2 separate regions of the Homo sapiens genome follow, and region 1 is linked to region 2. A link is a contact called in ENCODE Hi-C or POLR2A ChIA-PET data. All regions are on one chromosome and are shown on one strand. The core of a region is the stretch at or near the end of the contact, and the rest is flanking DNA. Distances in the headings are between cores, read along the strand shown.

Evidence for each region. A loop is a pair of places that touch in the nucleus more often than their neighbours do. ChIA-PET counts read pairs that join two places held with the same protein, here RNA polymerase II (POLR2A). Pooled maps may share reads with other maps.
Region 1: a map of PC-3 shows a loop between it and region 2 (3-fold over the local background). The contact joins two enhancer-like sites. A Hi-C loop is called at or near these places in 7 of 168 maps with a recorded cell type or tissue (Caco-2, Caki2, Calu3 and 4 more), 2 of 37 single-sample maps with no recorded cell type and 5 of 50 pooled maps. POLR2A ChIA-PET finds 5 or more read pairs at or near these places in 5 of 52 experiments (AG04450, HepG2, activated CD4-positive, alpha-beta T cell and 1 more).

Annotation. Positions count from the first base shown.
Region 1 is chr17:57,404,229-57,410,406 of GRCh38, reverse strand. All of the region lies in intron 6 of MSI2 (musashi RNA binding protein 2), which reads right to left. Among named protein-coding and RNA genes, the nearest start is that of MSI2, 150 kb to the right of the region's middle. Within about 2 kb of position 1,811, at least 13 of the 41 ENCODE cell types and tissues checked have a DNase peak (open chromatin) inside an H3K27ac peak, as active enhancers do; they include PC-3, where a contact is called at or near this core.
Region 2 is chr17:57,367,027-57,373,080 of GRCh38, reverse strand. The region is part of intron 5 of MSI2 (musashi RNA binding protein 2); the gene reads right to left. Among named protein-coding and RNA genes, the nearest start is that of MSI2, 110 kb to the right of the region's middle. Within about 2 kb of position 2,885, at least 6 of the 41 ENCODE cell types and tissues checked have a DNase peak (open chromatin) inside an H3K27ac peak, as active enhancers do; they include PC-3, where a contact is called at or near this core.

The DNA.
Region 1 (6,178 bases), core at 562-3,061, 38 kb before region 2:
GCCGGCCTGTGCTCACGCAAGGCCCCATGCTGGCTGTTTACCCAGCAGCTGGATTAAATGAAGAAGGCAGAATGTAAACAGGTATGAAGTTAGTGTTCTGGAGCACGCAGGAAGGAGTATTTAAATCTCCTTGGAGGTGGTCAAGGAAGATGCTGACCCTTTTAGAGTGTCAGGCCAAGTGTCTTGACTTCTCCAGACTCCGCTTGAAGGTGACCAATTCATTCTAGTTTGCAAGGCCCAAGTTCCTAGAAACCCCCTTAGTCACAGGCAAACCCAGACAACCAGTCACCCTACCTGCATCCTGCCCAGGTCTTCTCCCTACGAGGAGGAATCATCATAATATTAAGTTGGCCTGTGGTGCACTGGCTCCCATACTCCCCATTTTTTTTTTTTTTTTTGGAGACAGAGTCTCACACTGTCACCCGGGCTAGAGTGCAGTGGCACGATCTCGGCTCACTGCAACCTCCACCTCCTGGGTTCAAGAGATTCTCCTGCCTCAACCTCCCGAGTAGCTGGGATTACAGGTGCCCACCACCACGCTCAGTTAATTTTTTGTATTTTTAGTAGAGACAGGGTTTCACCATGTTGGCCAGGCTGGTCTCGAACTCCTGACCTCATGATTCGCCCGCCTTGGCCCCCCAAAGTGCTGGGATTACAGGCGTGAGCCACTGTGCCTGTGCCCCACACTCTTTCATCTGTCTCCCACGCACTACTTGTACCAAGTAATCATCAACATTTCATGGTAACAGCCCCTCCATCAGATTCTTCCTTCCTGGAAACATCAATGGTCACACAAACGTCCCACAAAGAAGAAAGGCCCATCACCTAGGCTGCAGAAGGTATGAGTCCTTGTGGCAAATCAAATCCCACTTTGCCAGTAACTCGACTTAGGAAGACAACACAAAATGGAGGAAGAAATGGAAGCAGCATATACAAATTCAATCTATTCCATCTCCTATTTATTTTATGCAAAGTTTTCCTGGTCCTTATTAATGCCGGCTTTCCCTCCGCCATTTAATCTCTGCTTCCATTTCATTCTTAGAGGCCTGTGATTATTCTAATTCAGCATTTGGATGACTTCATTTCCACTCAAGTACACCCAGGTCAACTTGGATAGAAAAGAAAGAGGAGGAGAAGAAAAATAATCAGCTAAAAGCTATTAAATATCAGCCGTGTGCCTCATGATTGGTTTTAAAGGCAGTGGTGAGGTTAGCAACAGTCAGAAACTCAACCCTTTTGCCTCTTCCTGCATATTAACATTTTTTTCTGGGGCTCTCACTAATATGGCTTCGAATGTAAATAAAGTACAGATTGGCAGCCCACTTTTAGCTAATTCACAAATACCAAGTCTGAATATACGGAGCTGTAAAAATTTAGAGGGTGGTAACTTGACAAATCTGGCCGGTCTACAGAGAGACTATTTCTAAGAGGACAAAAGAAGAAAATAAAGAAAGAAAATGGAAGAAAAAGAAAAGCATACAGGACCTGTGTAAGGGGGTATCCTACGGAGGTGGGGGGCGGGTGGGAATCTCCATATCAATGTTCACTCCACCGAACAACAGAGTTCGATTTCAATGCCAAGTCTAAATGAACTGCGCTTTCTCCTCCATAAGAACCACCCCTTGCACCCACTGGCACAAGCTTGAACCATGATTTCTGGTACACTTTCAGTTCCCACTGAACTACATCTAGGGAGAAAAAGGCTTTATTTTCTCCTACTAACAACTCCATTGTTAAGTGACGTCTTCAGAGGGCCCAGGAGGACTCTGGGAAGGTGAGCTGGTGGAAGTACTTCATACCGCCCCCCCGCCCCTACCCACCCAGGGCTCATTAACTCCTTTGTGCCCAAGGGCTCCCCTACCGCTGGCTCTCCTCTCCTTGCCGCAGCAGAAAAAGTAAATACAGCTAAATCATACCAGGAAATGCGGTCAAACAGCAAAGCTGAAGTTTGAGCCTTGTTCTTCTATTCGGCCTTGTTCCTCTACCTACTATGCAAATGCACATGGCATTTGATTAGCACAATCTCAAAGTTTTCCCAGCTTGCTACCCAGAAGGCATCCTAGTTTTCTATTTGTATATTTTAAAACACTGTTAACGAGCAATAATAATGTCTGATGCCTTTGCCTAACAACAGCTGGCTATATTTTATATACTAAGAGGGAAATGGGAAGTTTTCCTAGAAACCCAGTATTTCAGAATCTCCTTTTTGAAGCAAAAATACGAAAATTTAAGAGAAGTAACGTTAGGGTGCTCAATCTTTAGAACTCGACAACCTTACTGGCTTCAGCCGAAATCAGTCTATGGAGGAAAAGTTCACCAGGAAAACACAAAGTTGTTTAGCAGGAGGGTTTACCTGCAAAGCCCCAGGATCATATTACTCATGGGTAAGGTTTGTTTGCCTCTGCCACCTGGCCTAGAAGGTGGAGGAGGCAGAGGAAGCAGGATTCTCCTGTCTACTCGCTGTGCTGTTTCCCACTGAGCAGCTTGGCCAGGGGTCAGGGGGCAAATAAAGTCCCCTCCCCTTATGACACACTTCCAGAGGGAGATGCTGACACAAACCAGGCAGAAGATTAATAAAACATGGGGACAGTGTTGGCTTTGTTCTGGGCTATTAGAGGAAGAAAATTTAAACACAAAAGTAGCCTTCAGCCAGGGAAGAGCGTGCGCATGGTCCTTCCTGGTCCAGCCTACAATTGTCGTTGAAGAAGGTCTGAAGGGCAACACCCAGGCTCTCCAGAAAAAGGTGGAGCAGAGGACAGGGTGAGGCCCGGGAGGCTGACCACTCCCCGGGCAACCCACCTACATGAACCACTTCAGAGGACAAAGCCTCACGGGAGCTCAGATGTCCACAAAGGACACACAAGACTTTTGTTTTCCAAGCCTCCTCTGAGAGAACCACACTGCACAGAGCTCTGTTTATCTACGACACACATTTAAAGCAAGAAAACACTACCTGAGGATCACAGTCCACTCTCAGGCTTATTTATCTTCTCACAGATCTCATGCCTTTTAAATTTCAAAGGGCTTTATGAGACTTTTATTCCAGGTATGACTCTCCTCACACATACAGTATCAAAAGGGGTGTCTGAGTGGGGGCCATGAATGCAGCTTCGCACCTGCACAGAAAACCCCGGAGCTGGGAGATCGCAGGCACCCAGCGCTTCCTCGGGCCTCACTCACCCACAATCGCCCACGCTGGCCGGATAAACGGGAAGGTCTCATTACATTAAAAAAAACAATTCACTCTTGTTTTCTTTTTTTCTTCCCCTAAAAAGCTTTCACACACCATTCTCCAGAGCTCAAGTTAACTTTTATGGGCCCCCACACAACCCCAATCCGACACAAAGGGCTCCAAGGACCCTTTCACCTGGTTTCCACAGCGATCTCCCACTTTGACGAGACCTCAAGAGCTGTAACTTTCCACGCCGGTTCCTGGAAGGCCTTTTCTTCCCGGCCACCACAGTGAGGGGCTGGCACAGGAAGGGGTTAAAGCCCTCATGTCAAACCACAAACTCAGGCACTGGCCCAGAAGGGACATGGGAACCAGAGCAGCCCGTGATAAAGGCCGGATTGTAGCAGCCCACTGAATTGGAAATGACTTGTAGGCCTAATGAAACAGAACTTTGGCAGTAACACAGAATGAAAGGAATGAGACAATAAAAGGCAGGAACAAAGGGTGCAGAGTCGTTTCAGCTTAGCAAAATAAGCTCACTTTGTTGTTGGGGAAAGCCAAAGCCGATTAGGATAAACCAATGACTAAGCATAAGTCTTCCAAACTAATTACACAGTTCACCATGTGAAGTATAATTGGAAGCCTCCAAATGCGGGCTGCTTTGCTTTCACAGGAGTTCTAGAAAGCGAGAATTACCTAGCGAGCTCGGCACTGAGCTGCCCTATCATTCCCGGGAACAGCTGAAAGGTGCGGAACGGCTCCATCCGGGACGAAGCGGAGAATTCATTAAGTTTAAAGGCCTCTTTTTGATCTCCAAAATCCTATAAGTGAGAATTTAAGAAACCGGTACTTGAAGGAGGGGCCTGAAGGGGAGAAGGAGGAAGCCCGTGTGTGTGGAGTTTCTTTGATCCAGTGCATTTTAATTACCAGGCTGGGCTCTTCCGGGTGGCTCTGCCGGGAGAACAGTGCAGAACAGGCCGCCTCGTCGCCAGGGTCTACACGGGCATATCTGGAGCATCATTTACCTGCCATTTTTTGGAATGGCCTATATACATCATTCCTGTGTGTATGGAATCAGGAACACAGATAACGTCCACTAAGAAACCCAGGGCAGTAAAACAAATTACTGTATATCAACGTTTTTGACAAATGAACAAAACCTGCTCCTTCTGAGAAAGATGCTGCTTGGTGGTAAAGTGGGAGGTGGGGCTTTATAAAAGTAAAAAGAGGCGAAGGGTAGGTTGTGCACAAACAAGTGACTATCCAGGCTCTCCTCAGCATGGGCTGAGTGATCTTGGAGAACTTCCTCACCTTTCTCAACATCAGCCTCACCACCTACATAATAGATCTGCCAACCATCTCACTTGACACCCTTGAGAAGCACATTGTAAAATGCATTAGAAAGCTTAGCACCAGTAACTCCAATTCAGAAACAGCGCACAGTAAAAGGATCTTCATAGTAAAACCTGGACCTCAAAAATTCCGAGTGTCATTAATTACATCTAGCTGGTGAAATAGGGAGATGGAAATACTATAACAGTTTTTCTGGCTCTTACTCATAGGATGAAGTTCCAGTTTATAAATAGTGGCTTTTTCCAAATAAAGAATCCCTTCACTGTCCCTGCGTCATGAAGTCCCAAAATAAACTCTAACATGGTTTAGACTGCTGATTATATACCATGCTTATTACTACTGACAACGTATTATTTTGGTTATAGCCTATAGATACCTTAGATTATAATCTATCCATCCTATTAATGTTTGAATACTTTCTACATTACTGACTTTTCAAGCTTAAAACTAACCTCAGGAATAATTCAGTCCAGGGGTCAGCAAACTATGGTCCACAGACCAAATCTGGTTCATCACCTGTTTTTGTAAATAAAGTTTTATTGGCACACAACTACATGCATCTGTTTACCTGCTGGTGATGGCTGCTTTCATCCTACAAGAGCAGAAGTGAGTAGCTGCAACAAGGACTACATGGATTGCAAAGCTGCAAATATTTAATATCTGGCCCTTTTTAAGTTTTCCAACCCCTTCCCTGAGAAGAGAAGCCGAGGCCAGCAAAGGAACAACCCATCAGGCTGTCCCAGGGAGGTCAGTCCACTGTTAGGCCCAGCATGAAGCCCTGGAGTATCTGCTGCCTTACCCTTCTCCAAGGACAGACAACCCCGGAACAGCTACCCAGGGGTGGGAATGCCATCTTCACCCCTGGGTAGCTCATGGTGACGTGTGGATTCTGCCAACCTGTTAGCTGTTAACCTCAGTTGGCAGAGTCCTTATGCCAGTGGCCACGCTTCGTGACCTGATCTTAAATATAAACAAGTAACAACATCTCTAACCTTGGGGAGAGGGGGTGTGTTTTCTGGGAGGAAGGTGGAAGAAAAACACAAAAGGGTTTACAAGCCTCCAATTTAAGTTATTTAAAGCTCCCGGTGTGTCACTCTGTACCCACTCCACTTACAGTAATGACATATTTAAACTCCCTTAGCTCAGCCCCTTGATAGCAGTCTTACCCATCTTGATTGCCACCTGAAATAAACAGTTGGAGAAGCTGCCACCTCGGGCAGGATGGGATGAGGGAGAGGAGAGAGGAATGACGGCAAGGAGACCTAAAAAGAGAGTGGTACACCTTGCATGGAAGCTGTGAAAGGAAAGTTCTAGACTTGGAGGAAAAGGAAGTAGGGTATGAATTCTGGCTCTTACACTGTCTTACCTGGGTGACCTCTGCTGACACTCAGCCTCCCTGGCCCTGACTGTCTACCTTCGCCAAATAGACTGGAGGATACCAATATCTGCTGCACAGGTAAAATGAGGTGATGAATGTCCAGGTCCCCAGCACTCCGGGGCACACTGAAGGGCACAATATCTTCCTGTCCTTTGCATCTTGCCCATCGTCAGTCCATCTTGGGGACTGATCAGCAGTTGGCACAGGGTGCAGAGTTCAGATGCTGTTATCAGACAAGCCTGGAGGGGGAGTCCACACCCAGCTCTACCTCCTGG
Region 2 (6,054 bases), core at 1,636-4,135:
ATGTCTCTACCACTATGTTGGCCAGGCTGGTCTTGAACTCCTGACCTAAGGTGATCCACCTGCCTTGGCTTCATAAAGTGTCGGGATTACAGTCGTGAGCCCCTGTGCCCAGCCATATTTGGTAATTCTAAATCCAGATGCCCTTTATTTTCATAATTCTGAATTTATTTTTGCAGTCAATTAATCAATACGATCGATCCCTCTTGGCAGGAAAAAAAAACAAAACTGTCCTCATTCTCATTGGGGTGGCGGATTTCAAATCACATTCAGAAACACCAGATTGCCAGGTAAGAAAACTTCATTTTCAACTGGAGCTGGACATCTCCTTTAAAGCGTGAATAGGGGCGATGAACAGTACACCCTTTTATAGTTTCTTCTAGAAAGGGGAACACTACTATTGGTTTCTGTATCATTTATATTTTTTACAGCAGAAAGTATTCATTGATAATAAAATGTGTAATAAAAGAAACAGAAAATAGGCACAGCTTGTTTTCAAATTTCTGTTCATCTGTAACTTTTTTCCTCCAAAAAGAGAAAACATATCAATATGTTGACTATAATTATTTCTGTGTGGTGAGATCTCAGGTTTCATTTTATTTTTCCTACTTTTTGACATTTTCCAAATTTGCCACATTTGTAAACCCAAGCGGTAAAAAGACAGCAGGAATCTTCCTCATTCTCTTCCCTCTTCCCACATCTGTGGTGGCGGTTTCTTGGAACAGTTACACTGAAAGTTCTGATTCAGAGGAAAACTATTTCCATCTTCAAACTTGGATAAATGTTAACCAAATAAGATACACAGGTGGGTAGGTCAGTGTGTTGAAGATAAGTAGGTAAGTAAACAAATAAACCCGAAAGAGAGAGCTTTGCCAAACTACACTGAAGAGGGCTGTTTAAAATAAGCAATTCAAGTTGATCCAAGAAACCCCAATCTTTTTAAATTAAGCCTTCCCCTTCAGCACATATAAAAATGTTTACCATAAACACATCATTTTTACAAAAACAGTAATTTTTTTTAAATTAAGTTAATCTCTCAAACTTTTGGTGAGGTTAGAAAATAGTACCATTCTCCTTATCGGGAGGGCCAATGTAAGATAAAAAAAATTTTAAGAGATTATATATAAGTATATATATTACAAATTTTTTGATATTGTAAAGGAGATTATATATCTCATATATATAAGCTCCTTTATATATTTTTCATATATATTTATATGTAAAATCTCCTTCAAAATATCCATAGCCTTTAACCCCAAAATTCCACTTCTAGGTAAACATATTAAGGAAGTGATCAGAGATGTTGCTAAGGGGTTATGTACAAGGATATTCCACAATGTTACTTATAATAATAATAATAAATCACTAACCAGCTAACTATTCAATAACAGGCTTTGGTCAAATAAAGTATAATTGTAAGTCACAACACCACATAGACAATAAAAACCACAACATAAAAACAGTGAATGAGGAAAATATGATAAAGTTATAAAGGCAGGTTAGCCAATGATTTGTGTGTGTGTGTGTGTGTGTATACCTGTGTCTCTATATAATTTTTTGCCCTTTTTTTTTTTTGCCATGAAAAAGGACAGAAAAAAATGTACCGAAATGTTCATAGCAGTTATCTCTGAATGGTAAATAGTGGCGTTGGGGGGATTTTTACTTAGTTCTTGCAGTTTTCCAAAATTTTCCCAAGTGTTTGTGATTGGAGGAACATGGCAGAAGCAGTAATCAATGTTCTAAATAAACAAACTGCCCAAGTCTCTCCTTTCTGTAAACGTCTAAGTTGGAGTTAAAAACATTTTTATCACAGACCAATCTCGTAATTTTACCCCATCAACTGGCTGAATGGAATAAACATTACAACCTTGCCATGTTTTGTGGCTGGAGTGGTGTTTTATTCTGTTTTTTAATTAATTAATTTGAGTCACGAGCATTTGAGATGTATCTATTTTACGGGGCTGAAATTTACATTTATCTCCTTTTTAAAAGCCCATTTAGCAAATTAACAAGAAAACAGCAACACTCAGGGAAGATACTGAGCCTACTGCATGCGTCATATATAAAAGAGCGACTATATAATTGACCTTACAGGATTCTCCTGCGGATCAAATCAGATTGTCTTGTAAGGAACTCTGGAAAAAATAAAATGCTATATAAGTCACAGTGAAATATTAACATTAACATTTAAAGTCCAGCTGTTTGGTGACTTCAACACAGGGTTTCTTCACTCTAATAAGGCCATTCATGTCTGAGCACCAGGGATCTGTGCATCCTGACCCTCAGTGCAAAGCTGTATGTGGCTGTGTTGTAGCGCAAGTCTCTGGGTAAAGGGTCCATAACTTTCCCAGCATGATCCCTGGGCCCAGTCAGGTTAGAAACACAGCTCACAGAGGTTAAATCCATCACCTGGTGCTGAGGAGTGTTACCTAGCCATCAAAGCAGGCGTAGCAGAATCTCAACTTAAAACCTAACAGAAACATCTTGTGGTCAACTGGCCATCATTGAATCCCAGGAGTCTCATTCCAGTCTTAGGACTAACTCCTGATAACACCCCCAGACCTGGTCTCTGGGCAGAAAAGAACATGAGAGAGCAACAGAGGCCACAGATGGGACAGCAGCCTTGGGTCAAACACTGGAAGGCAAAAGGCCTTTCCAAAGGGCCCTTTCTTGCTACCAGGACTCTGTGATATTGCAAAACAGAATGGCATTTCTTCTATTTGGAAAGATATACGTAATCCTACTCTTTGCTGATTCACACTGTCCTTTTCCACAATCTAGCTGCATTTGTGAGGTTCTGCCTAAATGTTTAAGATATTTCGATTAAAAACGCAAACAGCAGCAACAATCACAAGACCTTAGGCACCAGGGCAGGCCTGGGCAGGAAAGAACACACAGATTCCCCTTCCACTAACCTCAGCTTTCACGGCTACTCAAACCAATGGCTTGAAATTAACTCACTCAGTTAATCATTCAAACTCATGGGCTGGGCAAATTTTAACGTTTCATTGTTGGTTTACAATTAACCCAGCGACAGTGTTTTAAGGTGTTTGATTTTTAATTAGTCTACTGATTTGCCAGTCTGGTTAACAATCCTTTATCCCTGTGCCCTTTATTCTGTCTTCTATTCTTGTTAAGAAATGAAGAGCAGAGATTACTCTGGCTCTTTTCTCCTGGAAACCACTCCAGACTATGGCCCCTTCCTTTCCCAGGGACACAGGATATGGAGTTAAGAACAGAAGGCATGAGGCCTGAACACCAGGATTCTGTGTGACCTTGGGCAAATTAAGGTAACCTCTCTGTGCCTCTGTTTCTTCATCTATAAAATGGGATGACAGCTTTTACTCACAGGAACAGCGTGACCATTAAATGAGATGAGTCACAAAAAACCCTCAGATCAGCACCTGGCACACATGTGGGCCCTGGGCCCCTCTTTTCCCTTCCTTAGTAGTTCAGAAGCTTTACGATTTCTTAATCTGAACATGTCAGTATCTTCCTTTGCAAAACCAAGAGCAGCTGAGAAAGTGTGTGCCCCATGGAATACTTTCTAGGAACAAAACCAGAATGAATTATTCATCAACAGGAGGGTCCCTTTCCCTGGCAGATTTAAGCATGCCTATTAAGTAAGGTCTGTCCAACCTGCTTTATTCCTAAGAGGACAAACAGGCTCAAAGACTCAAGACCCTTCCCAAGGTCATGCTGCTTAGAATCCAAGGTCCCCGAGCTACAACTGGCTGCCCCTCTCATTATGCTGTATTCTTGCCCCTTTCCCCACTGTAGGTTGATAGATGGTGTAAAGAAGGAATGGTATGTGTCCAGTGACACCTGCTGCCATTCTGGCATAGCTGACAGGGTGGCATAACCCTGGCTTGCTGCAGGACAACTGTGACGTCACTCTCAACAAAAGAACCGAAAATGGTACAAACAGCACCCTGTCATTCCCACCACCAGAGGTAAACAATGCTACCAACCATCAGTAGAGCAAAGCACACCTGGGAACTAGCTTCACCAGTATTTCCATAAACCTCACCAAATGACTCTGAGATGCAGCCTATTTTGGAAATTCCCAGTAGAAAAAAATCTCATGGTGAGGCCAGGGTGACCCTATTTCTGACCCCCACAGACTGGGGAGGAAAAGCTGACACACTGATATTTCAGGCATGCCGTTCCTTCCTTCTAGAATGCTTTTTCCTTCCTTGTCTCTCTGGTAAACTTCTATTCATCCTTCAAAACCGAGGTAAGAAAACCACTTGTCTTGAAAGCCTTCCCTGACAATCTCCTCTCCAGCTCACTCACAAGCACCTGTTATCTACCCCTAGAGCTCTGCCTACCTTAGTACCTAGCATATAACTTCAACTTGCCACTTATCTGCCGATATTCTAATTCTGCGGTTCTGAAAATCTTTGATGTCATGACACCTTTTCCCTCTTAAAACATGAGGACCACCAAAGAGAATTATGTGTGTTATATCTCTCAATATTTATCATATTAGAAATCAAAATTGAGACTTTTTTGTTTTTGTTTTTTTGGAGTCACAGTCTCACTCCGTCACCCAGGTGGGAGCACAGTGGTGAGATCTCTGCTCACTACAACCTCTGCCTCCTGGGTTCAAGGGTTCTCCTGCCTCAGTCTCCCGAGTAGCTGGGATTACAGGCGCCCACCACCATGACCAGCTAATTTTTGTATTTTTAGTAGAGACGGTGTTTTGCCATTTTGGCCAGGCTGCTCTCAAACTCCTGACCCCAAGCAATCCGCCCGCCTCAGCCTCCCAAAGTGCTGGGAGCCTCCCAAAGTGCATGAGCCACCACGCTCAGCCAAAATTGAGACATTTTTAAACACAGAAATACACATATTCCATTAGCCACCAGAACTATGATGTCAACAGAGGTCATGTAGCCTATGAAAAATTCTACTGTATATTCATAAAAGGATGAGAATGAAAAACACAAAGTCTTAAAATTATTATTTAAGAAACTTCGTCACAGACTCTTTGAAAGGTTATCAGGAATGCCCAGGGGTCCCGAACCACAATTTGGGTACCACTGTTCTAGTTCATTCATTTAGCTGCTTGAGGACAGGGTCTTTATCTTACATATGTCTGTGAAATGCTTTTGATAACCACCTAAGACCCAGGAACCCTACAAAACCACCTGTGGCTCCCCATCACTGGAAGAGAACTTGCGGCACCCTCCGTCTCCTACCCAGGCCTCCAGGATGCCACACAGCTGTAAGAGGGATGGCCTGGTGGCAGCATGGTACCTCTACACACACAGGCCTTCACAATGGCAACTCCAACCCTCTCTCCCGGAGTGAAGCATCTCTGCAGATAAGCTTCAACTCGGGGGATGAGCACTCATGACATTTATTTATAAAAGGTTTCTCCCTGGAGAATTAAGGGTACCTTGCAGGTAGGGATTTAAGATGCTCTGATTTTCTTTCCACTGATCCCCCTTAATAAGCCTCCAGGGAGGGGCCCAGGAGCTCGGTCTGCTGTTCCTAAGCTACAGGAAAAGCCTGAGGCAGCTTTGAGGAAAGGGGCTGTTCCGGCCCAATGGGGCAGGCCATGGAACCAAAGGCCTCTCCAAGGCCCAAGAGTCTTCCTGAATCCTCAGCCAAGACAACAACATCACAAGGACCAACCGTATATTAACTGCTCACAACATATACCTCATTCAGTTCAGCTGAGATCCCTTCAGAAGGGAAGCAGATGGGAGACACTCCAGACCTCCCCCATCTACTGAGTTAATATTCCACTTGTATCTCCTGATACAACTTAAAATTTGAAGGAAAAAAAAACATTTTAATCACAATTCAGAAAAACACACCCACGCATCTTGTTCACCAAGCGTGAAGCCATTCCCCTCAGTGTAGCTTCGTCTGTGCTCTCCAACAGATAGTGGAGGAGAAGGAAATGTCATTTTCATACCAAAATGCTGCCTCATTCTTCCCCTTCAGGGCCCCTACCTGGGTGTGTGTTTGCAAGTCTAATTTAGATATCACTATTTGTATACACTTTCGAGCTTGGAAAACAAGCCAATAGTTCAGAGGAGCCAAGGC